2 separate regions of the Mus musculus genome follow, and region 1 is linked to region 2. Evidence: chromatin loops called from intact Hi-C (ENCODE). Cell type or tissue: gastrocnemius. All regions are shown on one strand. Each heading gives the region's core, and the rest is flanking DNA. Links, peaks and the distances in the headings are about the cores only. Region 1 overlaps Mex3d (mex3 RNA binding family member D). Region 2 holds the start of Rps15 (ribosomal protein S15).

Region 1 (15,134 bases), core at 5,117-10,116, 79 kb after region 2:
GGTGTGTGCCACCAAGCCCAGCAGGTTTTCTTATGCACTCTGGAGCACCTGCCCACAGGTGGCACTGCTCGTTGTGGACAGGACCCCCCTCCCCATCAATCATTAGTCAAGAAAATGCCCTGTAGACTTGCCCACAGAGCAATCTGATGGGATATTTTCTCAATTGAGAGTCCTTGATTCTGGCTTGTGTCAAGTTGGCAAAAACAAAAACCAAGAACCTATCAAGGACTGTCATAGCTCTGATTTCTACGGCTGTGAACAGACACCATGGCCACGACAACTTTTTATAAAGGAAGATATTTAACTGGGGCTGGCTTACAGTTTCAGAGGTTCAGTCCATTATTGTCATGGTGAGAAGCATGGCAGCATCTAGGCAGACCTGGAGCTGAGAGGAGGAGCTGGATCTTCAGGCAGCAGGAAGAGAGACACACTGGGTCTGGCTTATGTGACACACTTCTCCAACAAGGCCACACCTAGTACTGCCACTCCCTAGGAGGCCATTTTCATTCACACCACCACAAGGACAGATACAGTGCCTGAGGTCTGTAACCCCTGTGATACAACATGAGCTGGGGAGACCCCGGTGAGAGATTCAGTGGGCACACAAGCTCAGGGACCTGAGTCCACATTGCTATCCACACAATGCATGCCTGTCACCCGGGCACACGGGAGCTAAGGCCATTTCCAGGAGCTGCCACTACTGGCGAGGTACCTGTTATCCTCATGTCCTATCATGGAGTCCCATGGTGAGGTCACAGGAAAGGAGGCACTAGCCAGAGTGGGAACTGGGGCTGAGGGTGTGTTAGAATCACAAAAGGGCTGAGGCTGAGGGTGGAGGGGCTGAGGGTGGAGAGGCTGAGGATGGAGATGCTGAGGCTGAGGCTGAAGAAGCTGAGGCTGAGGCTAGAGATGCTGAGGCTGAGGCTGAGGCTGAAAAAGCTGAGGCTGAGGCTGGAGAGGCTGAGGCTGGAGAGGCTGAGGGTGGAGAGGCTGAGGCTAGAGAGGCCGAGGGTGGGTTGGGCTTGCTCCTCAGAGCCTTGCCTATCTAGATCCATCTTTTGGCTTTAGTGGGAGATCAACTGTTTGCAGATGTTGGGGGAGGAGAAAGAAAACTGCACCCACAGTCGCAGTCGTGGCCACTTCAAGTGAAGGTGGAAGGCGCTCCAGGCCTTAAGGTCAATCGTGACCACACGTGTTTCTGTGTATATACTGGACAGGAAGGCCTGCATTTGTGAGGCCTGGGTGAATTTTAAGAGACCCTGTAACTCAGGAGACAGGAAGTGTGTGGAGGAGTGCAGGGGACACATGCCCAGCCCAAGGAGTGTTGTAAATTTAAGTTTAATTTGCCCTTTACTCGACATCCCTTCACACACAGCGTCCTCCTCAGCTACATCCACCCGCCTCCTCCCCGGCACCAGCACCCACAACCCCCTCCTCCTTGCCAATTCTGAGTCACCTATTGTCCTCGTGTCCTGTCATGGAGTCCCATGAGTGGCCTTTCAAATCTCCACACACAGAGCACAGTGACTTCCAGGTCCGTTGGTGCCGCATGGGCCTCAAAGTCTTTTTCGTGTTCAAGGTCCATTCTGTGCTCCTGCTCCTCCTCCTGCCTGTGTTCCTGTTCCTCCTCCTGCCCCTGCTCCTGCCTGTGCTCCTGTTCCTCCTCCTTCTCCTCCTCCTCCTGCCCCTGCTCCTCCTGCCTGTGCTCCTGCTCCTCCTCCTGCTCCTCCTCCTGCTTGTGCTCCTGTTCCTCCTCCTGCCCCTGCTCCTCCTCCTGCTCGTGCTCCTCCTCCTGCCCCTGCTCCTGCCCCTGCTCCTCCTCCTGCTTCTTCTCCTGCTCCTGCTCCTCCTCCTGCTCCTGCTCCTCCTCCTCCTCCTGCTCCTGCTCCTCCTGCTCCTGCTCCTGCTCCTGCTCCTGCTCCTGCTCCTGCTCCTGCCCCTCCTCCTGCTCCTGCTCCTCCTCCTGCTCCTGCCCGTGCTCCTGCTCCTCCTCCTTCTTCTGCCCATGATCCTGCTTTTGTGCTCCAGCATGTGGGTGTGCACTGGTGAGCTCGTCCACTCATGCTTGTTCATTGTTGGAAATGACTAGGTCAGGTGTGTGACATTGGAATGTGATGACTGCAGGCACAGCTGGATCTGGGCTTAAATGAAGATAAATGATTCTGTGTCTGTGTCCGTGTTCGTGTGTGTGTGTGTGTGTGTGTGTGTCCGTGTCCGTGTGTGTGTGTCTGTGTGTCTGTGTGTGTGTGTCTTGTTCTCTCTCCCATCTTCTTCCAAGCAAGCACTTACATCTGCATGCAAAACATGACCCAGGGCTGGAGGGACAGCTCAGTGGTTACAGCACTGGGTGTTCCTGCAGAGGACCCTGGTTTAGTTCCCAGCACCACATGGCAGCTTACAACCGTCTGTAACTCCAGTTCTAGGGGATCCAATTTTGTCTTCTGGCCTTCGAGTGTACCAGCACTCATGGTGTGCAGGTACACGTGCAGATGGTACATTTCTTTTTTTTTTTTAATATTTATTTATTTATTATATGTAAGTACACTGTAGCTGCCTTCAGACATTCCAGAAGAGGGAGTCAGATCTCGTTACGGATGGTTTTGAGCCACCATGTGGTTGCTGGGATTTGAACTCCAGACCTTTGGAAGAGCAGTCGGGTGCTCTTACTCACTGAGCCATCTCACCAGCCCCAGATGGTACATTTCTGCCCATAAAATAAGGATGAACACATCTTTAAAAAGAATAGGGAGAGAGCCGGATGGTGAAGGCACACACCTTTAATCCCAGCACTCAAGAGGCAGAGGCAGGAGGATTTCTGGGTTTGAGGCCAGCCTGGTTTACATAAGGAGTTCCAGGCCAGCCAGGGCTTCATAGTGACACCCTGTCTGGAAGAAGAAGAAGAAGAAGAAGAAGAAGAAGAAGAAGAAGAAGAAGAAGAAGAAGAAGAAGAAGAAGAAGAAGAAGAAGAAGAAGAAGAAGAAGAAGAAGAAGAAGAAAAGTTTAAAGGGAAAAGTGCAGATCAGATCACTCTTTTTTTTTTTTTTTTCCAGAGCTGAGGACCGAACCCAAGGCCCTGCGTTTGCTAGGCAAGCGCTCTCTACCACTGAGCTAAATCCCCAACCCCCAGATCACTCTTTTAACCCCAAGGAGGCTCTGAGCTTTTTCACAGCAGAACATAGACCATATCAGGGGCCTGGAGGCGCAGGTAGGATGGTTGGGAGTCCAAGATCAGAAGAGAGGAGGGAGAGGGAGAGGAAGGGATGGAGGGGGAGGGGGCCTAGGATATGCTGATGTTCACATGGCCAAGTGAGCACAGAAAGAAGATTGGCTTCTACCCCTTCTCCATTCCCCGACCAAGTCCTGGGTTTGGAGCTCACTGGCCAGGCCTGGGTCACATGACCTCACCCACTGTAAGAGCTGATGTGGACGGTCGTGAACTGGCACCGGCATTCGCTTCCAACTCCCAATTAAAACACCTTTCTTTCTTTTTTGGGCTGTCCTATAACTCACTCTGTAGACCAAGCTGGCCTCAAACTCAGAAATCCACCTGCCTCTGCCTCCCGAGTGCTGGGATTAAAGGCGTGCGCCACCACGCCCGGCTAAGAATCTATTTCTTATTTATGTACGTGTGATAGCGTCTGCCCTAGGCATGCAGTGCCTGAAGAGGCCAGAAGAGGGCATTCGCTACCCTGGGGTTGACACTGCACCAAGGTTCCCAGGACCAGAGGGACGTGCCCCATCCCCCATCACTGCAGCCCTCTATTCCTTTTTAAGAAGAGGTCTCAGTGGTAGCACAGTATGACTTTAAAGTCAGGGCAATGCTCCTGCCTCAGTCTCTGGAATGAGTGGTGTATGCAGTCACATGTGATTTTGTGGCTTTAGGTCAACAAGCTTAAGGGTGACTTCATGACTACTGTGTCTACCCAGAATGCTTGTCTCTGGGGTAAGAACAGGACAGAGCGCGGGAGCCTACCCGAGTGACTGTGGCTTGCTAAATGACCTACCTACCATGTTTATTTCCATCACCCGTGGGCGTCTGAGCGGGAGCGATCTGTGAGAATCTCCCACGCCCCGAGCCCACAATGGGTGGTTTATTAAAAATAAACTAACTACAGAATACATTAATTCCTAACCTTCCAGGACGATTTATTTCAAAGCAGAAGAACTTCAACAAATGGAAGTTTGCCCATTCGCCTGCCCACTGAAATTTTCTGGAATTTTCTTCGGAGAGGTTAGCCTCAAGAAACAAAATATTTGACCCAGGGGTGGTGACACTTGCCTGTCATCCCAGCATTGGGGTGGTGGAGGGGGAAGGATCAGAGGTTCAAGGTCCACCCTCAACTGCATACTGAGTTCCAAGCTAGCCTGGGCTACATGAGACTATCTCTCAGGAACACAAACAAAACAAAACAATAAAATAAAATAAATCCTGGTCTGACAAGATGGCTCAGTGGGTGAGGGAAGTCTGAGAACCTCAGTTTGATTGGAGACCCACACAGTAGAGAGAAACAAGGTTCACATGATGTACACAGACACACACACACACACACACACACACCATATGCATATAGTAATAATAAATAAATAATAAAGAATCAAATGAAAGAATGAGGCAGGAAGGACGTGGTGCAGCTCTTTAATCCCAGCACTTGGGAGGCATAGGCAGGAGGATATCTGTGGGTTCAAGGCCAGCCTGGTCTCCAGATCTACATAGCAAGTTCTAGGACGGCCAGGGCTACACAGCAAGACATTGTCACAAAAGAAAAGGAAAAGGCCAAAACCCCTCACTAAATCTTGTCTAACACTGGTAATATTTTTGTGTGTGAGGAAAATCCTCAGTGTATTTCATACTAGGAACAAGAACTCTGTGTGTGTGTGTGTGTGTGTGTGTGTGTGTGTGTGTGTGTAAAACTCAGTTCTCCCTTTTTCTAGTCTGTTAGCGACAGGTGACCCCGGAACACCTCATTGGTGGTTTCAAACATGTAACAGAGTCACACCTCCAATCAGGAGCAAGAAAGGTATGGTCAGCCTCTGCGGTTCCAGGTGGACAGATGCCATAGCAACAGTGCCATAGCAACCGTGAGTGACAGTCACGTGTGAAATCTCGGAACCCTGGGATTTCTTATCACGTAAACTATGGAGAAAACAGGAGTGAAGGCCCAGTCATCCTGCTACTAGAAAAACTGAGACAGGAGACTGGCGGGGATCACAGAGACACCCTCTCACAAAGCAAAAGGAACTTAGGGGAAGGGGTGGAGCCCCACCTAGAATCCTCCAATGAGGGGGCTGGGGCGTGGTCATGGATGGAACTCCCCCTCCACCCCCAGTCTAGAATCCCCCAGTGAGGGGCCAGGGTGGGGCTTCTGCTGTGCTTTTGTGGCATCAGAGGAGGGCAGACTGCTGAGCCGCGTCCTTCTGTAGCTGATTTCTGAGTTGAGTCTGTCGAGTCTGTCTTTTGACTTTGCATCACAGGAAGTCTCAGTGGGACATAACTGTATCTTGGATTTCTTGGAATAGACCAGAACTGAAATTTCTATTTAGCAGTGGGGAACCTGGCGGGGATGTGGAGAAACACAGGGGAAGTAAGGGACATTTTGACTCAAACTGGTTTGACCTGGTGTTGTTTAGCTGTTCCAACCAAGCAATAAACATCCGTGACCCAGGCCTGGTCGCACGTGCCTGCAAGCTGGATGCACAATAATTGCCACAAGTTCAAGATCAGCCGAGGACTCAGGCCAAGCAGGTCTATACATCGAGACCCCGCTTCAGCGAGTCAAGAAAACCAAGCCAAAAGTGTGGCAGTACACACCTCCCAATGCTCACTCCCGCAGCTGAGGCAGGAGGATCACATGCTCCAGGCTTGAACTACAGAGCAAAACCCTGTCTCAGACATTAAAAAGGAAAACGGAAGTGAGGCTGTAGCTGAGGTCTCAGGTTCATCCCTGGCCTGGAGAAATGACACAGACCTGTCACCCTGACACTCGGGAAGTGGACCCAAGCTCATCCTGGGCTAGGCTGCAAGTTCAAGGCCAGTTTGGGCTTCACAAGACGCCTCCTTTGCACAGAGACCAATTTATTCCTCCTTGTGGGTCCTGACAAAGAGCTAAGAGAGGGTATGCCTGCAGTGAGTTGTTGCCACCAGAGGGGCTGAGACAAGCTGGGTGAGTGAGCCTGGGCACCTGGGTGAAGGGCAGAGAACCTAGCTCCTGTTCTGTGAAAGCAAAGACTGGAGCTGTGGAGGCGGCTAACGGAGAGAGCACTTCCGGGACTAGGATGAGGAGATAGATGCCTTTGCATCTCCAACACCCACATAACCAGCCTGGATCTCCATCCCAGTGTGGGGAGGAGACAGGGAGCTCTGGGATTTGCTGCCTCCAGCCCAGCTGTAGATTCAGGGAGAGGCCCCGACACAGGCAGGGATGTGCAGAGTGGTGGGTAGTGCCTGATCTCCTCTCCTGGCTCCTCTTCAGGCCTCGCAGATGGAGAAACCTCCAGGCAGTCTTGTGATCACTGGGGAAACATGAAGAGCACAGCTTCCAGATGGCTCAGCGGTTAAGAGCACTGACTGCTCTTCCTAGAGTTCCTGAGTTCAATTCCCAGCAACCACATGGTGGCTCACATTGGAATCTGATGCCCTGTTCTGGTGTGTCCGAAGACACAGACCGACAGTGTATTCATATAAAAGAAATAAATATCTTGCCAGGCAGTGGTGGCACATGCCTTTAACCCCAGCACTTGGGAGGCAGAGGCAGGAGGATTTCTGAGTTTGAGGCCAGCCTGGTCTACAGAGTGAGTTCCAGGACAGCCTGGGCTACACAGAGAAACCCTGTCTTGAAACAAAACAAATAAACAAACAAACAAGAAAGAAATGTCTTTTTAAAAGAGCATGCCATCCTTTCTAGAAGACCCAGGTTCAGTTCCTAGCACGTGGAGGCTCACAACCATCTGTGACTCCAAGGGATTCACCACCCCCTTCTGGACATCATGGCCCAGAGCATACAGGAAAACACTCATACAAATCTTTAAAACCAGGACCTAGACAGTGCTGGCGCATGCCTTTAATCCCAGAAGGCAGAGGCAACAAAGTTCCAGGACAGCCAGGGCTACACAGAAACCCTGTTTCAAAAACAAACAGGAACCGGGCATGGTGGTGCATGCCTTTAATTCCAGCACTTGGGAGGCAGAGGCAGGTGGATCTCTGAGTTCGAGGCCAGCCTGGTCTACAGAGTGAGTTCCAGGACAGCCAGGGCTACACAGAGAAACCCTGTCTCGAAAAAGAAAAAAAAGGAAAGAAAAAACAAAAAAAAAAAAAAGGAAGGAAGGAAAGAGGGAGGGAGGAAGGAAAGAAAAGGAAGTGACAAAAATCTTCTGTAAGTCCAGGGATCCAGCTGGGTGGTTCTGCCCTTCCAAGAACACTTTGGGGACATTTGGGCTGTCAGGACTCAGGGGGTTCCCACATGGAGTGAGTAGAGGCCAGGGTCAGCGCTTAGCACTCTGTAGGGCCCAGGATATCGAAGACAACAACCTGCAATAGTGTCCCCTAGCTCAGGAGGACAAAACTCTGCATTGAAAAAGAAGAAAGAAAGAAAGAAAGAAAGAAAGAAAGAAAGAAAGAAAGAAAGAAAGAAAGAAAGAAAGAAAGAAGGAAAGAAAGAAGGAAAGAAAGAAAAGCAAAGGCGCAGAGGGTGAAGAAGCGCCCTGCTAAGCCACCCCCACAACCTGCACGGACTAGGTAGCGGACTAGGGTAGCTCCCAACTGGCGGTCACTCTGGTTCCAGGGGCTCTGTCGCCATCTTCTGGCTTCTGTAGGAAGTGTATCACACAGATCATACACATACTGAAAAGCACTCAGGCATGTAAAAACTCAGAAATTTGCCTGCCTCTGCCTCCCAACTGCTGGGATTAAAGGTGACTTTGTGGCATGAGGGGAGATTTTTTTTCTTTTTTTTTTTTCTTTTTTTTTGATTTTTTGAGACAGGGTTTCTCTGTGTGGCCCTAGCTGTCCTGGAACTCACTCTATAGACCAGGCCGGCCTTCTTCTTTTTTTAAAAATTTTGTTTATTTTATGTATATAAATACACTGTAGCTTTCTTCAGACACACCAGAAGAGGGAATCAGATCTCATTACAGATGGTTGTGAGTCACCATTTGGTTGCTGGGAACTGAACTCAGGACCTCTGGAAGACCAGTGGGTGCTCTTAACCACTGAGCCATCTCTGCAGCTCTGAGATTTTTTTTTTTTTGAGACAGGGTTTCTCTGTGTAGCCCTGGCTGTCCTGGAACTCACTTTGTAGACCAGGTTGTCCTCAAACTCAGAGATCCACCTGCCTCTGCCTCCCAAGTGCTGGGATTAAAGATTTTTTTTTTAATGGCAGTTTTACAAATGTCTGGCGGTTGAGGGGGAGAGAGGGTGAATTAGAAGCCACAGTTTCCCCCTCTGTACAGTGAAGTCACTGATACCTCTAAGTAGTAGATGACCTTGAACCTCCAACCCTCTGACTTCCATCTCTCCAGTGCAGGGATCACAAGCGTGTGCCACCACACAGGGCTTCGGAGGTTCTGGGAATGGAACTCATGGTTTTGTGCTGGGTAAGCTCTGCAGTTGCTGCCCTGGCCCTGTTGGTGAGCATTGTCATTGATGTGGGCTAACATGCATGTCGGTCAGAGGGTAGGGAGCAGGACCCAGTTCTCTCCCATCACGTGGGTTCTGGGAACCTAACTCGGGTGCCCCTGAGCCATTGTGATGAATCAGTTTTCTTTGTTTGCTTTTTGAGACCAAGTTTTTCTCTATCCTGAATTCTCAGAAATCCCCCTGCCTCGGCTTCCCGAGTGCTAGGGTGGCAGCGGTGGATCATCATGAAGCTATGGCACTCCCAACCAGGAGTTCTGCACACAAAGCCACAGGCGTTTCTACTGAAAACTATGAAATGAGACTTAGTGGTAGACATTTTTATTCCCAGCACTCTGGAGGCAGGGGCAGGGGGATGTCTGTGACTAGCCAGTCTAGTCTACATTGAGAATTCCCGGACAGCCAGGGCTACATAATGAGATGCCATCTGAAGAAAAAATAATTAACTGAAATAATAATAATAATAATAATAAACCAAGTCCCGCAGGATCTGTCAATCAGTGCTCAGGGCGGCTTACAGACACTGAAGCTCTAAGCCTGCATGGGTCAGCACTTGGTCCTCTGCAAATGTGTGGTGATGCGGGAGTGGGGTTGTCACTGCTCATGGGAAGCTTTTCCTTGTAATGGGTCACCTCGCCTATTCTTGATATGAGATGTTTGTGCCCATCTTGTAACCTGCTATGTGGTGTTTGGTTGATATCCCTCGGAGGCTTGCTCTTTTCTGAAGGGAAGTGGAGCAACTGTGGATCTGGAGCGCCTGGGAGGAGCGGAGGTTGTAGGGGCTAGGAGGAAGGGAAGTTGCAGTCAGGTGTAGTAAATAAGTGAAGAATAAATTTATCTGTTAATTTAAAAAAATAACAAAAACAAAACAGCCAGACGTGGTGGCACATGCCTTTAACCCCAGCGGAGGCAGAGGCAGGTGGATTTCTGAGTTCGAGGCCAGCCTTGTCTACAGAGTGAGTTCCAGGACAGCCGGGACTACACAGAGAAACCCTGTCTTGAAAAACCAAAAAAAAAAAAAAAAAAAAAAAAAGAAAAAGAAAAAGAAAAAACCCACAAAAAACCACTTTCCAGTTACTACTGTCAGAGTCTGGGGAAAGAGACAAGGCCTGGGACACATCAGAGAGGGCCCTGTAGCAGGCAGAGGCTCAGCTCACTGTGGGCTGCTTGGTGAAACAGGGCCCAGCGTGGCGAGTTTTGGAAGTGCAAGCTGTGCTTGTGAACAAGGTGTTATGTGCCGCTTTGGCCACACGGGGGCGACAGAAGATAGGTCCAGGGCGCCTTTTTTTTTTTTTGATCCAGGGTCTCTGTATAATCTGGCTGTTCTGGAACTAGATCTGTAGACCAGGCTGGCCTTGAGGTGAGTGAACTTTTTAGCATAGAATTCTTAAGCAAATAAAATTTAAAACGTAAATCCATATTTGTTGTGTGTATGATCATGGGGAGGTCAGAGAACAAGTTTTGTTTGGTTTGGTTTGGTTTGGTTTGGTTTTTCAAGACAGGGTTTCTCTGTGCAGCCCTGGCTGTCCTGGAACTCACTCTGTAGACCAGGCTGGCCTCGAACTCAGAAATCTGCCTGCCTCTGCCTCCCAAGTGCTGGGATTAAAGGTGTGCGCCACCACTGCCCGGCATCAGAGAACAAGTTGGAGCCACTATCTCCTATCACCATGTGGGTCCTGAGGATTGAACTCACGTTGCTGGGCTTGGCAGCAAGCTCCTGCACCTGCTGAGCCATCTTCCAGGCCCTAGTAGAAATATTTATAGAATCCAACGCTTGATCTCTGCCTGTGTCATTTATCGTGAAATGATTATAGTTAGCAGGGGACTAAAGGCGTGTGCCACCACTGTTGCTGTCTTCAGACCCACCAGAAGAGGGCATCAGATCCCATTACAGATGGTTGTGAGCCACCATGTGGTTGCTGGGAATTGAACTCAGGACCTCTGGAAGAGCAGTCAGTGTTCTTAACCACTGAGCCATCTCTCCAGCCTCCTCAGAGGCTTTTTATTTATGTTTTAGATCTCTAGAAGAATCCCAGGATTCCCTCCCGTGTGTTCCTTTCTGTCTTGCTTCTTCACGGTCCATAATGCCAGCTGAGGGTGTCAGCACAGTGAATCCACACTGGGGTCTTCTGCCCTGTCTCAAGGTCTTTGAGCTGCACAGCAAATCTAGGGCTGACTGCTCCACACTTGTTCAACCTGCCTGGGAGGTTCACAATTTCCCCAGCTCCGTGCTCAGCAGTGATGGATGTCAAATCTACCACTGCAACCATGCTTTTGTTCACTCCCTATCACCGATAGGGAGTGAACAGAGACTCTGGAGGCGACTGATGAGGACCTGAGACCTGACTTTTGTCTGTTTCTCAGCGTTGACGCTCCTGAGAGCATCTGCCAGGACATTCCTGAGCACCAGAAAGATGGTGAGAAGGGGAGGGCCGATGCTACGTTTTTCGTGTGTGTGTGTGTGTGTGTGTGTGTGTGTGTGTGTGTGTGTGTGTGTGTGTGTGTGTGTTGTGCTCTGGGATCCCAGTGTTTTTATCAGTTTGTCCTTGTGTTGCCCTGATTCGCCTATGTCAACACCTGGATGTTAACCAGAAGTGGAGGAGAAGTGTCGGCCTGTGGTCCCAGGGCTCAGGGTCTGGGGACACCTCAGGGAGAACGGGAGGGATGGGCAAGCGGCTACAGCACCCAGCTGCTCCCGCAGAGGATCCATTCGGTTCCCAGCTCCCACATGGGGGTTCACAACCTTCTGTGACTCCAGCTCCAGGGGACCGACGCCCCCTTCTGGCTGCTGCCGGTACTGCACGTACATGCACAGAGAGATGCAGGCAAAATGCCATAGATATTAAATCAGATGATGGGGTTTTTTGTTGTTGGGTTTTTTTGTTTGTTTGTTTGTTTGTTTGTTTTTTGGTTTTGGGTTTTTCGAGACAGGGTTTCTCTGTATAGCCCTGGCTGTCCTGGAACTCACTTTGCAGACCAGGCTGGCCTTGAACTCAGATATCTGCTTGCCTCTGCCTCCTGAGTGCTGGGATTATAGGCGTGCGCCACCACGCCCGGTTTCCAGATGATGTTTTTAAAAGGCAAGTAAAGAAATATAACAGACTAAAGTGCTGGTGAGCTGTCTCAGCAGGGAAATGTGTTTGCCTCCAAACCTGAGGACCTAGTTTGCTGCCCAGACACAGGGTGGATGGGCAGAGCCAGGGCCTGCAGATTGACCTCTGAGCTCCCTGCGACTGCTGTGGCACCAGCCGCTCCCACATATGCCTGCAGCCACACACCATTTGGAACTCAGGTCCCCAGGTCCCACCTCCTTTTGAAGGCTCCCTCCACCAGCCAATTTGCTCTGCCTGTCCTCGACCCCCTGCGGGTCACTCTCTTCCTTTCCAAACTGTGGCAGCTTGCAGGTGCTGTCAGCTGTACAGTTTATCTTATCCAGCCGTTGCCCTGCGGCCACAGCCACCCTCTGCTGCTGACCACTCGCTGTTGTGCCTTCCAAATTTTAGTTTCTTTGGTCAGGGCTGCGGGGACAAAGAGTCTCAGTGGAGCCATTGAAACATCAGGGCACGACGGGCTGATTCCGTTATCTTGAAGGCTGAAGGCTGAGTGTCCTTGGGGTGCGTCCCTGTCACTTCAGGCTCACCCTGTGTCTATCTGACTGCTTCACTGTCTACTCCTAATCCTCCTGCCTCAGCGTCCTGCATGCAGGAATAAAAAGGCCTGCATCAGCTCGCCTGACTTATACAGTGCTGGCTCTGAAACCCAGGGTCCCATGCATGCTGGGTAAGCACTCTACCCAGCCACAGCCCACCCAAGCCTCCCTGCTTCCTTCGTTTCTTTCCTTAAGACAGGTTTTCATGTAGTCCAGGCTGGCCCTGAGCTGACCATCCTCCAGCCTCAGTCTACCAAGTGCTGAGATCCAGGTGAGTGGCCTCAAGGGTCTCTTCCCTCAGACCACCTGTCACACACACACGGGACCTGGTGCCCTAAGCCAGGGTGACCTCCACCCTGACCCCCTTTTATTTTTTGGTTTTCAAGACGAGATTTCTCTGTGTAGCTCTGGCTATCCTGGGAATCACTCTATAGATCAGGCTGGCCTCAAACTCAAGAGATCCTCTTGCCTCTGGCTCGGGAGTGCTGGGACTAAAGGCATGCGTGGGCTTCCACACCTCTCACCCTCCAGGACCTTCGTTGCTCCTAGAAAGACTGCCCCCCCCCCCCATGACAGTAAGGTCCCAAGAGAGGTTCTTGGGATTTTCTGTGTGTGGCGGTGAACATAACCTCAAACAGCCCAGCCCCTCAGGTCCCAGCGTAGGATGTAGGTCTTAGGAGTGACCCCTCTCCTATAGACGGGGCATACGACGACGTGTGATGTCCTGCCTCTTCCTTCTCTGGCTGAGCGCCATGTATCTGATAGCCTGTCACCTTTCATGCCTGGCTTTCCTATGGGCTCTGTAACCTGCCGCGTGTTCCTCCTTAGGAGTTGAACCATGGCCGAGGAGGAGGCAGAAGTTTCTGACCCTCTAGGGTCCTGTGTCCGGAAAGGCCGAAGCAGACTAAGCAGAGCTTCCCCCTAGGTCGGGGAGCTGAAAACCACCAAGGGGAGTGGCATGTGTGACCGGACCAGGCGAAGGTTGGTGTGCTTCAGGTTCCCAGATTTGGGAGCTGTCACACAAGCTGAGTGGGCCTTGGTGGTGCAGCTGTCTTTGGCTCATTTTTGTTCCTGTAACCCCAATAAAACCCGTCTGTCCACCAAGTGGGACTTTGGTAGCATCGTCTTTGTCCTGCAGTAGGCTCTGTATCTAGGGTAAGCAGAAGTGAATCGTGTTGGCCCCCACCCCGACTTTTCGCCACAGCCCCTCCCTGGCCCTCACCTGTTGTCAGGACAGCATGACACTCATCCCACAGGTCAGGTCACAAATGCTACTAGAATCTCGTAACTAGGGGTGTCCATTGCCCAGCAACCATCACCTCCACAATCAGTGTTTTGGCATCTCAGCTGGGCTGCCTTGGTGGCTGAGGTCTGTTCCTAGCGTGAGAGGGGCTCACACATTATGTGCAGGCTGCCGGAGTGGATGGTGGGTCCCCCAAATATGCATGGGGTATATATCCCTCAGGACCTGTTTGCCTTTCCATGGGTCACAGCTCTTATATGAAATGGACCGTTATCCTCAGGGTCTCGCTCCCTCCTCCCACACCACGCGAACGCCAGCGCTTACATATAGGAAAACAACTTTATTAAGAAGGCTTTCAAGTCCAAAAATAAAACTCTGGATACAATGTTTTTAAACCCTTAAATCAGTTCAGCAAATATATAATCAGTGATTTAGCTGTCAAAGATTAAAGGTCCGTTGCTTTATTTAAAATAAAATATATTTTAGTTCTTAAAATTTATTCCGTAAAGTACATATATCTAATATAAATTCCCTACATATACACAGGAAGTATGAAGTAAAAATAACAATAAAAAAAACTTTAAAAACCTTTTTAAAAAACAACAAAAAAGAACCGCAACACTGAGTCTTAATTTAAAAACAAAACAAAACAACCACAATAAAACAAGTTATAAATCTGTCGATGGGACCCCCCTTGGATACCCTCCCATTACCCTCCTCTTGTCCACCCCGTGGCTGATGTACAAAATGGTATATGTTTGCCCCCAAAAAAGGGAGTGTGTGTTGGGGGTGGGGGGAAGCCACCTGCCTTTTGAAGTTTCTACAAGAATCCACACTGTTAAATCCAGTGAGAGTTGTAAATATCGTGTTATTTTTTGTTTTAAGATCACCCCGGAAACGGGGAGGGGCGTCTTAATAAAAAGTGCAAACAGAGAATTTTCCGGTTTATTGTCACCGGCTCACTCAATACTGTCACTTGTCAAGAACGGAGGCGCTGCTGCTGGGCCGCAAGCTGATGGCCTCGACGCCTGCTGCAGGAGTTAAAGCTGTTTGCGACACGCGTGGGCCCCTCAACCTCCCCACTTCCCCACCTTTCCCCCCAAGTCCTGCCCGGTCCCTCCTCTCCCACCCCAAGGCCTGAGGCCCTCCTGCTTGGGGAAGCCAGGGCCACCCCATCAAGTAGGGGTACACTAGGAAAAGATATGAATGGCTTGGGTGGCTGGCGTGCGGCAGGCGGGACATTCTGGTTCACTCTTCCCGCAGATGCGGACAGCACAATCCATGCAGAAGAGGTTGTGGCCACAGGGGACCAACGCAGCCATGGCCTCACCTTCAGAACACACCACACACTCTCGAGCCAAGGCTGCCGAGGGTGGGCCAGGGGCTGCGGTAGACGCAGAGGAGTTCGCTGCTGTGGTAGATGGCTTGTGGTTGCCTTCCGAGGGGACAGTGTCTAGGGTGGAGGACGCCAGGGTTGTACTGGGCAGAGAGGGGGTTGTGGAGAAGGTGGTACTGCCAGAGAAAGGCGGCAGCGCGCTCTGCGGGGGTCGCCAAGGCACAGCACCCACTGGATCTGGGACGCTTCGACGCGCCAGCGGCAGCTCCAGGCTCAG
Region 2 (14,176 bases), core at 9,177-14,176:
CCTTGGCCAACGTGTGTTCTCACTCTCCTGCAGGCCCTGCAGGTGGCTGCATCTGCTCTGCTGCAAATTGTGTGCAGCCTCCCAGTTCTGGCCTGCACGGTGCCTGTGGGTGATGGGAATGGGAGCGGGCTTCATCCAAGAGACTCGAGCTGCCTGTAGCTGGTCTTGCCTTGGCAAGGATTGGATCTCTGTGTCTGGGTGCTGAACAGGAAGGGACCCTGTTTATGACACAGTGACACAGCCCCTTGTCGGGTTTTCCTTCTTGCTCTGGGAAGAGCTGCTTAAGGGAGTGTGTAAGACTCATGGTGTGAGGGCGCAGGCCATCTTGGTGCAGCAGAGCCGGGTCCTGTTGCTTGGGTTCTCCTCTTTATGAGGTTGGGACTCCAGCTGTGGACAGACCTTCCTTCCTTAGACCTATTGAGAAACTTGTGCATACAACCAGGAGACCAAGGAAAGTCACTGACAGACTAACTGGCCCCTTCTCTTTTGTTCTCTGTCTAGGAATGTGGGTGCCAGCAGGACAGGCCATTGGTGAGTCATGTGGAAAGGGGTCATTTGTACACCCCAGGCCTATTGCTGTGAGCACTGGGTTACTGGTGTTGGGAGGAGACCATGGATGTGATCTGGGTCTAGGCTGTGCCAGAGGGATTACTCCAACCTTTCCAATTCTTGTGTTGCAGGTGGCTATGGCCCACCCCCTGCGGGCAGAGGAGCCCCGCCCCCGCCCCCACCCTTCACCTCCTACATTGTATCCACACCGCCTGGAGGCTTCCCCCCACCACAGGGCTTCCCACAGGGCTATGGCGCCCCACCACAGTTCAGTGAGTGCTACCCTCTCGGAACAGACCCAGCATATCAACTGCCATCCATCCAAGGCTGGCTAAGAGTTCGTGGGAGGTTCTTGGATTATTGGGCTGTGCTTCGTGTAGGCTTAAGTCAGTGGTGTCTACAGATTGTGCAGTTAGGTTATGGTAGAACTCTAGGAAGGAGCTGACCCAGGATCCCCGCCCCACCCCCACCCCACCCCCTGCCCCAATATTTCTAGTAGGCACATACTGATAAGACTTGCACCTCATCCACACTGCCCAAGGCACAATAGTGGCCTAGGTCTAGTTCACCTGGCCTAGTTTGCCTGGTTCTAGCAGACACAGCCAGCCTTTCTGAGTAGTCTGATGCTGTGTTCAGTGGTGGCTTCTTTCTTCAGATGCTGGCGTGGAGGCCAGGGCCTCTTGTAGCTAGACAGACATTCAGTAAGTAGGTGTATCCTGGCCCTGTAGTGGCTAGCAGTGGCTTCCAGAGTTCTCACCTAGAATTCCTTGCTATGTACATTACTGTTTGGTGCTCTGGTCTGCTTCTGTCCTGAGCAGCTTGTCTGAGCTGTCTCCTCGGGATAATGGCCCTGGGCGGAGTCCCAGCCTGCGCAGTGTCTGGTAGGATGTGCTAGGTGGACACTGGCCCCTATACTCAGTCGGTTCTGCGACTGGCACCAACTCTTCATACCCTGCTCTCCTATCCCTACAGGTTTTGGCTACGGTCCTCCTCCCCCACCCCCTGATCAGTTTGCCCCTCCAGGGGTCCCTCCTCCACCTGCCACCCCAGGGGCTGCCCCGCTGGCCTTCCCACCACCTCCGTCTCAGGCTGCCCCAGACATGAGCAAACCCCCAACAGCCCAGCCGGACTTCCCCTATGGTCAATATGGTAAGTGGCTGTGGCCATCTGCTTGCTCCCAGGACGGGCAGGAGCAGGAGAGGCTACCACATAGGATTCTGGGATGCTGGATCCCAATCTAGTGCCCCTGTGGGAATGTGGGCTCCCAGGGATCCTGTTGAGTCCTTGGGCATGGTTACTCTAGGCTCTACCTTGTCTGGGGAAGTCCCTATCCAAGCAGTCTGTGTGTGTGTGTGTGTGTGTGTGTGTGTGTGTGTGTGTGTGTGTGTGTGAGAGAGAGAGAGAGAGAGAGAGAGAGAGAGAGAGGGAGGGAGGGAGGGAGGGAGGACGAGAGAGCGAGAGAGCGCGAGCGCGCTGCTTGGGAGGTTGTATCTGCTCTTGTCCCTTTGGAGCCCAGTGGTTGGGGGGGGGGGGCCCTAGGTCAGGGGAGTGGCCAGGCTCTGCAGTGGCAGCTTCTGTGGCCCGGGACCTTGTCATGGTTGATTTATGCTGTCGTGGAAGGTTGCTTTCTCCTCTGCCTCTGCCATTGCTGCAGGAACTCTCTCCTCACTGTGCATAGTAGTGAGCTTCTGCCCTATGTTTGAATCGTCATTCTCACACATGCTAGGCATGTGTCCTTCAGAGTGACATCCTCAGCCTTAATTTAAAAAAAAAGCTTTTCCTTTCTAGTCCGTGTGTACATGCATGTGCCCTGGCCCATGGGGAAGTCAGACCGGACCCTGGGAATTTGTTCTGTCCTGTCCGCATGTTTGGGAATGGAGCTCACAGTCCTGTTTGGTAGCAAACACATAACCAAGTCCTGCCAGCCCTTCCCTCCTCCTTTCTTGTTCTTTGTTAAGCACAGGTGGCCTTGAATTCAAAACTAGTTCCCCCTGCCTCAGTGGGCTTTGGTGACTTCTGTGTTCCACCACATCTAGGTTTGTTTTTGTTGCTGTGTTTTGTTGGTTTGGTTAGGCTTCTTTTTTGAAACAGGGTCTCAGCCATGTAGCCCAGGTTGGCCTTGAACTCACAGAAATCAGTCTACCTCTGCCTCCCAGGAGCGGAATTGAAAGTGTGTACCTCCACGCCTGGCTCCTGTTTGGTTTTGTTTAGAATGAAATTTTCTTTTTAAAAATGATTTTAGGCCGGGCCGTGGTGGTGCATGCCTTTAATCCTAGCACTTGGGAGGCAGAGGCAGGCGGATTCTGAGTTCGAGGACAGCCAGGACTACACAGAGAAACCCTGTCTGGAAAAACCAAAAAAAAAAAAAAAAAAAAAAAGAAATTATTTCATGTGTACTTAGGTGAGTCCATGTGTAACCCATGCATGCAAGAGCCATCTGAAGCCAGAGGAAGGCATCAGCTCCCCTGAGAAGTGTAGTTACGTTACACCAGGGGTGAGCTGCCTGGGTCCTCTGAAAGCAGCCACTTCTCTGTGTGGATTGAGTTTTCATGGCGTTTTCAGATGAGAGTACAGTGTGCTGGGGTTGTGCTCACATAGGCCCGTCACCTGAAGTTGATTTTGGGGCACCTCTGAGTGCTGCTGTCTGTGGCCATGTCTGCATGCCTGGTGCAGTAGCACTCTGAGCTGCTCATCCTCAGGGCCTTGCTCTCTCTGGATCTGGACACCCACCCAAAAACCGCAAGCCCCAGCCAGTGGGGCCTGCATCCATGCGTGCGTCTGCCCGGGCTGGGGAGGCCTCCCAGGGTTGTATTGCCTACTGGCTGGGCAGGCAGGAAATGGTGTCATCTGCCCTTCCCAAAGCTTCACCCCTGACAGAATTGGCAGCAATTGTTCAGGAACACTGGGCACAGCTGAGAGAGTTGTTGGGAAGTTAGGCTGAACCCCAAAACCATTCTGTCCTATTCTGCCTGCCACAGCTCAGGCAGTGACTTCACGATGGGACAGAGCATCCTGGACCTCCCCAGTTCTGGTGCTGTGTGTGTGTGTGTGTGTGTGTGTGTATATGTGTGTGTGTGTGTGTGTGTGTGTGTGTGTGTGTGTGTGTGTGTGTGATGCATCAGGGTAGGGTGACAGACAGGCCAACAGGGCCACCGTGCTACCCACAGACCCGAAGCCTGAACAGCAGCCCCTCTCCTTGGCAGAACCATGGGGTGGGCCACTGTCCCATGACCCTGAACTAAGCAGCTTTTCTCCCAGCAGGTTACGGGCAGGACTTGAGTGGCTTCGGCCAGGGCTTCTCGGACCCCAGCCAGCAGCCGCCCTCCTATGGGGGCCCCTCTGTACCAGGTTCGGGGGGTCCCCCCGCTGGCGGCAGTGGCTTCGGACGCGGGCAGAACCACAACGTGCAGGGCTTCCATCCCTACCGGCGCTAGCCAGGGGCATGGCGGCGGGGCAGGCAGGATTCGGGACTGGTGAACTTGTGACAATCACACTCGGGACAAAATAAATGACCACTCGACCTGGGGGGAGGGGCAGCGGAGGCCGCATCTGGACTGAGGTTTTAAATATATTTCTTTTCTCTGACCCATCAGCACAATAAAAACACGTCACTGGTTCAACAACAGGGTTTAAAAAACGCCTTCAGCTTTAATTCAGAATTTCAGGTTTCTTTTTCTTCTTCCTTTTTTTTCCTTTTTTTGAGATTATTTTCTTGAGCCTTTTGTTTTATGGTATATTGTAAACTTTTATGTTAAAGAAAAAATATACATTTACAAATTGTGAGATTTTTAAGAGAAATTTTCTACAATGTATACTGGCTTATTTTTTAATTTAAAGCAGGGTTCGGGTGTGGGAAGCGGGAGCCCTGGCTCCCGCCGGCGCGGGCTGGGGTGCGGGCAGAGACTACTGCGTGCATTTGGTTTTTTGTTCATTCCTTGCTTTGAGCGGCTTGTGTGGCTGCAGGTGCAACAGGGCCCCTGGCACAGGTGGCAGTGCTGAAGTCTCGGGTGGCCTGGGCCCCACCCACACAGGTGTGGCAGGCAAGGCCTTGCTGGAGGCCCCTCAGTAGGGCTCAGGTTCCCATTGACCAGTTTGACCCGGTTTGAATAAAACAGCGTGTTTGGATCAGAACCTGAGTGCTGTCTGCTTGTGTCTGTAATTCTGGTCTGCTCCCCTCTGTCCTTCCCAATGTACTTTGGAGGGACTGTCCCATTAGAGAAAAGTGGGGTGTGCTGGTCTGAACCATCAGGAAGCAGGAGACAGGACTGGGCACATGGAGTCCCATCTTTGGCCTTGAAGTGACACCCACACAGGTGTGTGTGTGTTTATTGCACTTACTTTGGTGTGCGGAGGGGACTTACATTTTGACTAGACAAAGGGCAGACCTCAAGTGGATCTCCCAGTTCTGTGAGAAGTGTCTTAATCCACTGAGCCGCCTTCTCAGCCCTAAGTTCTCTACTTTTATGGGCCTAGGTGTTGGGCTGCCTCTGCCTATGCACCGTGGGCATGCAGTGCTGACCCCCTCCCTCCACAGCCGCCAGAAGACACCATCACTCAGTTACCTAGCACTCTGGTGAGCAGTCTGTGAGCCACCTAGTGGTGCTAGGAATTGAGCACGGGCTCTCGGAAGAGCAGCTAGACGGGTTTGTTTTTAAATTTTGATTATGAATTTCACATCATGCACCTCATTCCCCCACTTAGCGCCCCATCCCTCCATAGCCACCAGAAACATGGAAACTTCGATGTTACACAGTCCACCTTTTGTCCATATTCATTGCCACAAGTCACTGGTCTGGTTCACAGCCTCTGGCTTCTGCTACACTATCAATACTGAACCCTCACCAGGAAGTAGATGGTGCCCCTAGCTGCCGAGCCATCTCTCCATACCCTTAAATATACCAAGTATGGCCAGGCACGCGATCAGACAGAGCTTGGGGAGTCTTAAGCATTAGGAGAAAGATTTGAGGGTCCCAAAGAGGACAGAGTCAGCTAACCTGGACCCTTGGTGGCTGGTTACAGAGACTGAACCATCAGTGAGCACAGGCTGGACCTAGGCCCTCTGTACATGTATAGCAGATGAGCAGCTAGGTTTTCCTGTAGGTCCCCAAACAACTGCAGCAGGAGTTGTCCCTGAGCCTGCTGCCTACCTGCCCGCCAGCCTGTGGCTTCTGTACTCTAAATGGACAGTTTTGTCTGACCTCGGTAAGAGAAGATGACAACCCACAGCAACTCGATGTGCAGTATGGGCTGGGGTGGGGGCTAACACTAAGAGTGAGGCTTTGCCTGCTAAGGAGGATGGGTGCAGGACTTACCTAAGGGATGCTGGGAAGACCGAAAGCGCTGATACTGGGCTGTAAAGTGAATACATTTAACTCAAAAACTTCAAGTTAAGAAAGTATGGCCAGGGGCTGGGGAGATGGCTCAGCCTTTAAGAGAACTGTCTGCTCTTCCAGAGGTCCTGAGTTCAATTCCCAGCAACAACATGGTGGCTCACAACCATCTGTAATGGGATCTGATGCCCTCTTCTGGTATGTCTGAAGGCAGCAACAGTATACTCACATAAATAAATCAAAAAGTATGGCCAGGCAATGGCAGGTGGATTTCTGAGTTTAAGGCCAGCCTGGTCTACAGAGTGAGTCCCAGGAGGCTGTTTAGGGCTGCACAGAGAAACCCTGTCTCGAAACAAAAAGAATGACCAGGCATGAATGCTCGCACCTTTAATTCCAGCACTTGGAAGGCAGAGGCAGGTGGACTTTTGAGTTCACAACCAGCCTGGTCTATACTGTGAGACTGTCTCAAAAAATAAAAAAATAATAATAATAAAAATAAATAAAAAGAGCACGCTCCTCTCACAGCCGACCCAGTTCTGTTCCCAGCTCTCATGTATTCAGTTGTTCAGTTGTACATGGATAGTGTACAACTCCAGGCCCAGGGGGTCTGGCCTTGGTTCCTGTGTGAGTACCACACACAGGTGCAAAGAAGATAAAATCTGTGACTCGGTTTTAGCAGTTCAGGGTCATCCTTAGCTACATGAGTTTGAAACTTCCCTGGGATACATGAGACCCCACTCGTCATCTCCCCAAAACTATGTGAGTACCAGCTATCCTGGGGAATCAAGTGAGACACCTCAGCCATGCAAAGGGAGATGGGACCTGTGTAGACTGCTTTCAAGTATTTGTGACTAAATGGGATTGCCCCCAAATTATGCAAAGCCTCAGGAGGGCCCTAAGGAGACAAAGACAATTGGAGCTATGAATTTGAGGCCAGCATGATCTCTATAAACCCCTTAACCCCCACCACCACCAAAAAAAATCAAAAAACAAAAACAAAAACCTTATGTGGGGAAGGTAGATGGAGAAACAACTGTCTTAACTCCAGCTCCAAGGGATCTAGTGTACCTAGCCCCAGTGCCAGCATCCATGTGCACTCAACTATAATCAGACCTTTCTTGTTTTGTTTTGTTTTTATCCAGACAGGGCTTCCCTGTGTAGCCCTGGCTGTCCTGGAACTCACTCTGTAGACCAGGCTGGCCTTGAACTCAGAAATCTGCCTGCCTCTGCCTCCCAAGAGCTGGGATTAAAGGTGTGTGCCACCACCGCCCGGCCCAAGGGAGTATTCTCTTTTTTTTTTTTTTTGGTTTTTCGAGACAGGGTTTCTCTGTATAGCCCTGGCTGTCCTGGAACTCACTTTGTAGACCAGGCTGGCCTCAAACTCAGAAATCCACCTGCCTCTGCCTCCAGAGTACTGGAATTAAAGGCGTGCGCCACCATGCCCGGCTTGGTTTTTTCACATGATGTTTCTCTATGCAGCCCTGGCTGTCCTGGCCACTACTGTCCTACCTCTCCTCTCTCTTTAAAGACAGGGATGGTCTTTCTATGCATCCCTGGCTGGCCTGGAATTCACAGACCGCTCTGCCTTCTGTGTGCTACACGTGCCTCTGCTGGACTTTGCTACTTCGTGGGCTTCTTTTTCTTCCATCCTTCTCCACCTTTTTCCTCCTAGCCTTCCAACCCCCAACACTAGATAAGAGAGAAAATGTTGGAGCTGGGCGTGGTGGTGCACACCTTTAATCCCAGCATTTGGGAGGCAGAGGCAGGCGGATTTCTGAGTTCAAGGCCAGCCTGGTCTACAGATTGAGTTCCAGGACAGCCAGGGCTACACAGAGAAACCCTGTCTTGAAAAACAAAACAAAACAAAACAAAAATAGAAAATGCGGCTTCCTTTCCAACATTCATTCATATTCTCTCTCTCTCTCTCTCTCTCTCTCTCTCTCTCTGGTTTTTCGTTTTTTGAGATAGGGTTTCTCTGTGTAGCCCAAGAGCTGGGATTAAAGACAAAGACTTGCCGGGCGTGGTGGCACACGCCTTTAATCCCAGCACTTGGGAGGCAGAGGCAGGTGGATTTCTGAGTTAGAGGCCAGCCTGGTCTACAAAGTGAGTTCCAGGACAGCCAGGGCTATACAGAGAAACCCTGTCTCGAAAAAACAAAACAAAAAAAAGACAAAGACTTGTGCCATCACACCTGGCTTCTATTTTATTATAAAACGAAACACTCACTGGGTCAGGGAGTCTAAAGCCAAGTCCCAGGATGGTGGAAAGAGAGCACTGATCTCTCCAAGTTGTCTTCTAATTAACCACTCACTTTTGAGGTGGTAGGCTCACACATCCCACAAGAAAAGCAGACAGCCTGGAGGTGGTAGCTCACGCCTTTAATCCCAGCACTTGGGATTAGCCTCTGGCCAGCCTGTTCTACAGAGCGAGTTTCAGGACAGCCAGGCCTACACAGAGTCCCTGTCTTGAACCTCCGTCTCCCCCAAAAATGTATGTATATATTTTGCTATTAGGAATCATAATTGTAAATATCTGATATGCAGGATATCTGATATGCCACCTCCAAAGAGGCTGTGACCCACGGGTTGAGAATCACTGCTTGAGACCTTGTACATGAGAGAGGCAGAAACACAGAGACAGAGAAGACAAAGAAAACCAGGGACAGAGAGACAGACACACTAACAAAAACCCCAAAGGGAGCCACGCCCCTCCGGAGGGTAGCGGCGCTTTTGCTCTGGCCTCCGGACAGCGGGGGGCAATGGCGAGTATCCGCAGAGCGGAAGCTGTTGAGCGGTGGAGGCGGGCCCTCCCGGCAGAGCTCGCGATAACTGCGCAAGCGCAGCCCGTACTTCCTTTTCCGAGTAACCGCCAAGATGGTGAGTATTCGTGCACGGCGGTCTGTGCTCCCGGGTATCCGTCGCCATCCTCCCGGGGCCCTTTCGCAAGACTCTGGACTCGCTGCCTGGGGATGTAGCGATGTGCTCGGGTGCCCGGAGACTGCGGATGGCGGGTGCGGAAGGGCCCGGATGGCTGCGGGCGGCCGCGGGGCTGTGTGTCCCCTCGCCCGTCCGCCGTAGCTTAGAGGAGCGCGGCTCGCGCAGCTCAGGTCCCTGGGCTCCCGGGTAAGGTTGCCGAGCCCCTGCTAACCCCGACTCGCGCTCACGCAGGCCGAAGTGGAGCAGAAGAAGAAGCGCACCTTCCGCAAGTTCACCTACCGTGGCGTAGACCTCGACCAACTGCTCGACATGTCCTAGTAAGAGGCCCCGTCACCTTAGTCCCGCCGGGTCGCTGGCCCGTTTGTACATTTTCCTTTTCTGTGGGTGGTGCTGGAAATAGAGCCAGAACCTTTGCACATGTCACATGGGAGAGGCAAGGAAGGGTCTCGAGTGCCGGGCAATGGTGGCGCACGACTTAATCCCAGCACTTGGGAGGCAGAGGCAGGGGAATTCTGAGTTCGAGGCCAGCCTGGTCTGCAGAGCGAGTTCCAGGACAGCCAGGGCTACACAGAGAAACTCTTGAGTCGGAAAAAAAAAAAGGGACCCGTGTAGCCCAGGCTCTCCTCGAACTCCTGATCCTCTCAACCTCCCTAATGTTTGGGTCACCATCACGGTGCAGAGCATCAAACTCGGGGCGTCCTAGCCTCCTAGGCAAGCGCTCTAGATTGTGACCTCAACTCGGCCCCTGCTACAGTTGTGCAGTGTTCGACAGTCTTATGTAGACAGAACTACCTTGCCTCAGTCTCCCGCTGACTGGGCTCACAGGCCTCCCTGTGACCTTGGGGAAAATCAACCACGGATAGGTAATTTGTCTGGGTGGGCTGTCAAAGGAAAAGGTTTGATCTCGGCTTACGTCACTGCCTGTGGAAGCTGGTGGATTCATTTTAGAGGGTTGTGCCCTGAAGGTTGACGGCAGTGCTATGGAGGACTTGTCTTTAGTGAGCTCCCGGCATGTTCCTTTCTGGGTGTGAAAGAAATGGAGCAGTGCTGGCGCAGCATGCTGTCCCCGGGTCTCCAAACCACCCCCTTCTCCCACAGTGAGCAACTGATGCAGCTGTACAGCGCCCGCCAGAGGAGGCGCCTGAACCGTGGTCTTCGGCGGAAGCAACACTCACTGCTCAAGCGCTTGAGAAAGGCCAAAAAGGAGGCACCACCCATGGAGAAGCCTGAGGTGGTGAAGACGCACCTGAGGGACATGATCATCCTGCCGGAGATGGTGGGTAGCATGGTGGGCGTGTACAACGGCAAGACCTTCAACCAGGTGGAGATCAAAGTGAGTTGTGGTCCGGGAGTGGCTGGGTGGGTGGCTTTTCTCTGTGCCAAAGCTGCTCACACCACTCTGCTTCCTCCTCTCAACCTGCAGCCAGAGATGATCGGCCACTACCTGGGCGAGTTCTCCATCACCTACAAACCCGTGAAGCACGGCCGGCCCGGGATCGGTGCCACCCACTCCTCCCGATTCATCCCCCTCAAGTAGCCGAGGCCAATAAAGACTGGTTTTGGTCCCTGGATTCTGGGTTTTTGTTTTTTTTCTGGGGATTGGGTTGGTCCCTGTGTGTGGAACCTGGAGCCTTTTGGGTGGCTGTCACAGTCCACCAGAATGAAGGTGAACAGTTACATGTAAGGGGCTCACGTCCATGTCCACGTCATCTCTGCTGCAGTCTCCGCTTTCAAGCTGCCCAGCATGCACGGCAGAGCTGAGCATCAGGAAGGGCAAGGGGCTGCTCCCTGGGTTTGGGTCTTGGGGGGGGGAACTGCAGTGACAGTGGACACACAAGGGGACCTGCTGCAGCCTGCGTAAGGGTGCTTCTTTTACCTGGAGCTTCATTCTGTGACCTGGGATAGCACGTGTTCTGGAAGACCTCAAGCATGTCACCAAAGCCTATGCTGGCAGTGTGACAGGCTTAGCCTCCTACTTGTGGAATGCTGACACAATTGACATCTGCAGTGGAGAGAACCCCTGGCCTGTTTCTAAGGCAGGCTTTCTTTGAGTTCACCAGGCTGGCTTCAGGCCCTGGTGCTGGGACCAATTACAGGCACCATGTTCAGTGGCTTGTTTTCCTTAGTCTGTCGGCCTGGAACTTGCGTCCACCTGCATCTGGCATGCTGAGACTAAAGGCTTGCAGCCTTGTTAGTAAACATTTTCCCTCTGGGAATGTGAGGCAGGGTTTTCTGGAAGCTTCCAGTCCTTCCTGCCAGGGAAACATGTCTCCAGCCTAGCATAGGCTTGGGTGTGCACATATGCAAGTTAGTGACTTTGCCCACGAGGGCCAGAAGTGGGTATGGGATTACCTGGTCACCATGTGGGTGGGTGCAGGGTCCTGGTATAGTACACGTTAACCACGGAGCATCAGTCCCATCCACAGCACCAGGCAGGTGACACTGATAGGGAAAGATCAAATTAGGGCAATAAATAGTTCAAGGGCTCCTAGGCTTCTCCATCAGGCTCCCTGTTCCTGCTCATCATCTAGTGGGAGTTTACCTGGCAGGCTGCCCCACCTACTTTGCACTTCATGAGACACCAGCACCCTTCTCGGTTCAGCTCCTGACAGAAACGGGGGCTAGATGTGCACCAACCCCTCTGCCAGGCAGGTCTGTTCCTCTGCAGTCACTGGGGTCGCCTACTACACACTTCCTCCTGTGGTAGGTAGCTCAGAGTTAACCGGTCAGCATTGATTGCATCCCTGGCACCTGGAACAGATAGTCCCACCTCAGTATCAAGTGGACCACACCCAGTTTTTAATCTGTTTTTTTGTTTTTTGAGACTAGACCAGGATGGTCTCAGATCCACTTGCCTCTACCTTCCAAGTGAGGGGATTAAAGATATCTGTCACTCCACATGGCCAATTTTTAACTTTTTGCTTATTGCTGAGTACCCAAAGACCAGGCTTGTAGACCTGTTTACCCACTGTACAGGGTTGAGCATACAGAATTCCAGTAATGTTCACATGACAGCGTCCACATCCAGCGGATCCCCTCCATGCCCTGTGCCCGGCTCTAAGGCTGGCACCCAGAACATTTTTCTTGAATGACTTGTGAATCTTAGCGGGTATCTGGGCACGCAGGTGACTGACTATCCACAGGCAGATGCATGGTGTCATAGCCACAGGGTGGCGCTTCTAGCTCCCACAAACACGGACTCTGCATGGGTCTCCTCCTCTTCAACGGACCGGTTCCAACACTTAGGGTGCTCCAGGCCTGTTAGATATATGCTTTGTCGCTCTACCCAAAGAGATCCTGTCTTACTTATATTTTCATCTCCAGAGTCTTGGGTCACCCCTCATCAGTGTAGTGACACCCCCTCCCGCCCCTTGTTTTGCGCAGGCGCAATACTCCCGCCCCTTCCATCCCTGCTGTGGAGGGCGGGGCGCGTGCTGTCCGGGCGGCTGCAGCTTCATGGGGCTCTTGGGACTCCTGAGCCTGCTGCACTCAGCCTTCTTTGGGAACCAGGTAGGATGCAGGGAGTCCTGGTCGGAGATGAGGGTGTGGGGAGAGTCAGGTGAGGTCCTGACTGTGGGAATGGCGGCCCCGAGGACAGTAGAGGACACTCAACTGTCAAGCTAGCCAACTTGATGGGTCGGGGGGCCTTCCGTAGTTGCTCTGGAGACAGTTGCCAAGGAAACCTCCTGAGCATGTGCATGGGGCTGAGTTCCCCTCCCTGTACTGCAGCGACCCCTCCCCCGTCCCGCGCAGGCGCAGGTTTACCTTGAGGGAGACTCCTTCAGCAGGAAACCTCATTTCTTTTCCTTTCCTTTCCTTTCCTTTCCTTTCCTTTCCTTTCCTTTCCTTTCCTTTCCTTTCCTTTCCTTTCCTTTCCTTTCCTTTCCTTTCCTTTCCTTTCCTTTCCTTTCCTCTCTTTCCTTTCTTCTGCGGAGACCCTCAGGTCTCTGAAGAACAGAGGGCTGCAGCTGGTGCACACCAAGCTCAGGCTCCAGCCAGGGCAGGATGCAGGCCTCGACCACGCCCTACACACTCGCTAAGCCTCAGTTTCCCTGCGGACATTACTGAGCTAGAGCCTCCCCGCTCAGCATCCATTGACTATGACATTTCAAAGGTTCTGTTCTGAGACTTGCGGTATTGCAGTTCCGATATGTAAGGGGAAACTGAGGCTGGGGCACAGCTGAGCAGTCAAGGTCACATGACTGAGCCAAAGAAAAGCTTGTGTGCTAGGGTTTTTCCGGAGGTCCTGGCTGCGCCATCAGCCTGCTTCCTTCTGGGGAAACTGAGGGCCATTACTCTGGTCCAGCGGCAGCTAACTCCTCCCCATTAGGACTGTGCCCTGTCACCCCGCTCACAGCCATGCCCAAATGATGTGGTCATGCAGCCCGCCTCTGTGCTCACTCCACACCCACTGGAGCCCACTTAGGGGAGGGTGGCTGGCGGGACACCAAGAGGACACCTGCAGTCATCAGAGAGGCCCAGTGACCTCTGCAGTGTCATGGATAGAGGTCCCAGGGTGCGTGGCCCCTTGGGAAGCCTGAAGTGCTCTAGAGTTGGGAGGCACTGGGCTCTGATCAGCAGGTACAGTGTCTCCTGTGTCACTTGAAGGTCAAACCTCAGGTACTTGGTGACTGGGGTGTCTGTGCCTCTTCAGCAAGGAGGGGGACAGGAGTGAGGAATGTTCTAAAGGTTTGGGGCTGAGGGCATCTTGCCCATGGGTCCCCATAGCCTTCCAAGGAGAGAAGGCAGGAGAAGAGCTCTCCTACCCAGAGGCCTGAATGGAGCTGCGGTGTGAATTGGAGCTGAGTACTTCCTAGCCCAAGTCTCAGTTTGTCTGTATGGGAGTGGCCAGTCTTCCCTTCCTTCCACCAGCCCTTGCCTGAGAGGCCCCCGTGAGCTGTGGTTTCCGGGAGGGAACAGAGTAGGCTAAGGATTCCCACCCAAGCTGGACACTGAGGCCAGAGACAGGTATGCCCAAGGGAGGTAGAGGCAGAGCTGAAGCCAAAAGGCTCTGTGCCCCACCTGCACCCCAGCTCCAGGCCTGCTCAACTCTGTGTTGCTATGAGTACCTTCCTTGCTTTCCCAGGCTTGATGGCTTGCCCTGGCTTATCTCATTACACGCCCCCTCCAGGGCTGTGTGGATGCTTCCTATGCCTGGATCACACCCTAGCTTATTTCTCCATGCCTGCCAGGCACCTTGCCCTCCCAGCACCCGAGCTGACTACTAGTGGGCCGTGCCAACTCTTGCTTTCCCCTTTTGTTCGACACAGGGTCTGACCCTAGCACAGGCTGAGCCTAAACTCCATGCAATCCTCCTGCCTCAGTGCTGGGATGACAGACATGGAGAACAGCCTTCCCCAG

The links. A loop is a pair of places that touch in the nucleus more often than their neighbours do. Peaks named below come from ENCODE experiments on the same cell type or tissue, not always from the same donor. Only the 100,000 strongest peaks of a DNase experiment are listed, where the experiment ranks them.
Region 1: it touches region 2 in a loop (8-fold over the local background); 10 of 42 quality-filtered maps call a loop at or near these places.

Annotation. Positions count from the first base shown.
Region 1 is chr10:80,366,514-80,381,647 of GRCm38, forward strand. Mex3d (mex3 RNA binding family member D) reads right to left here. Exons shown (of 2, transcript NM_198615.2): 2 at 13,842-15,134. The coding sequence ends at 14,712. Among named protein-coding and RNA genes, the nearest start is that of Mex3d, 14 kb to the right of the region's middle. In gastrocnemius, for the core only: CTCF peaks have their summits at 7,800 (motif pointing left) and 9,846 (motif pointing right); DNase peaks (open chromatin) are centred at 5,302, 7,781 and 9,863; H3K4me3 peaks cover 325 bases.
Region 2 is chr10:80,283,729-80,297,904 of GRCm38, forward strand. Rps15 (ribosomal protein S15) reads left to right here and starts at 8,703. Exons shown (of 4, transcript NM_009091.2): 1 at 8,703-8,755; 2 at 9,047-9,132; 3 at 9,914-10,148; 4 at 10,239-10,386. The coding sequence starts at 8,753. The coding sequence ends at 10,352. It overlaps Gm30682 (a long non-coding RNA gene), which reads right to left. Exons shown (of 3, transcript XR_871874.3): 1 at 12,581-14,176; 2 at 11,379-12,073; 3 at 10,407-11,257. Dazap1 (DAZ associated protein 1) reads left to right here. Exons shown (of 12, transcript NM_133188.3): 9 at 502-531; 10 at 681-821; 11 at 1,522-1,698; 12 at 3,811-4,680. The coding sequence ends at 3,983. It also overlaps a transcript of Apc2 not described here. In gastrocnemius, for the core only: a CTCF peak has its summit at 11,978 (motif pointing right); DNase peaks (open chromatin) are centred at 12,015, 12,211 and 12,495; H3K4me3 peaks cover 2,085 bases; H3K27ac peaks cover 2,108 bases.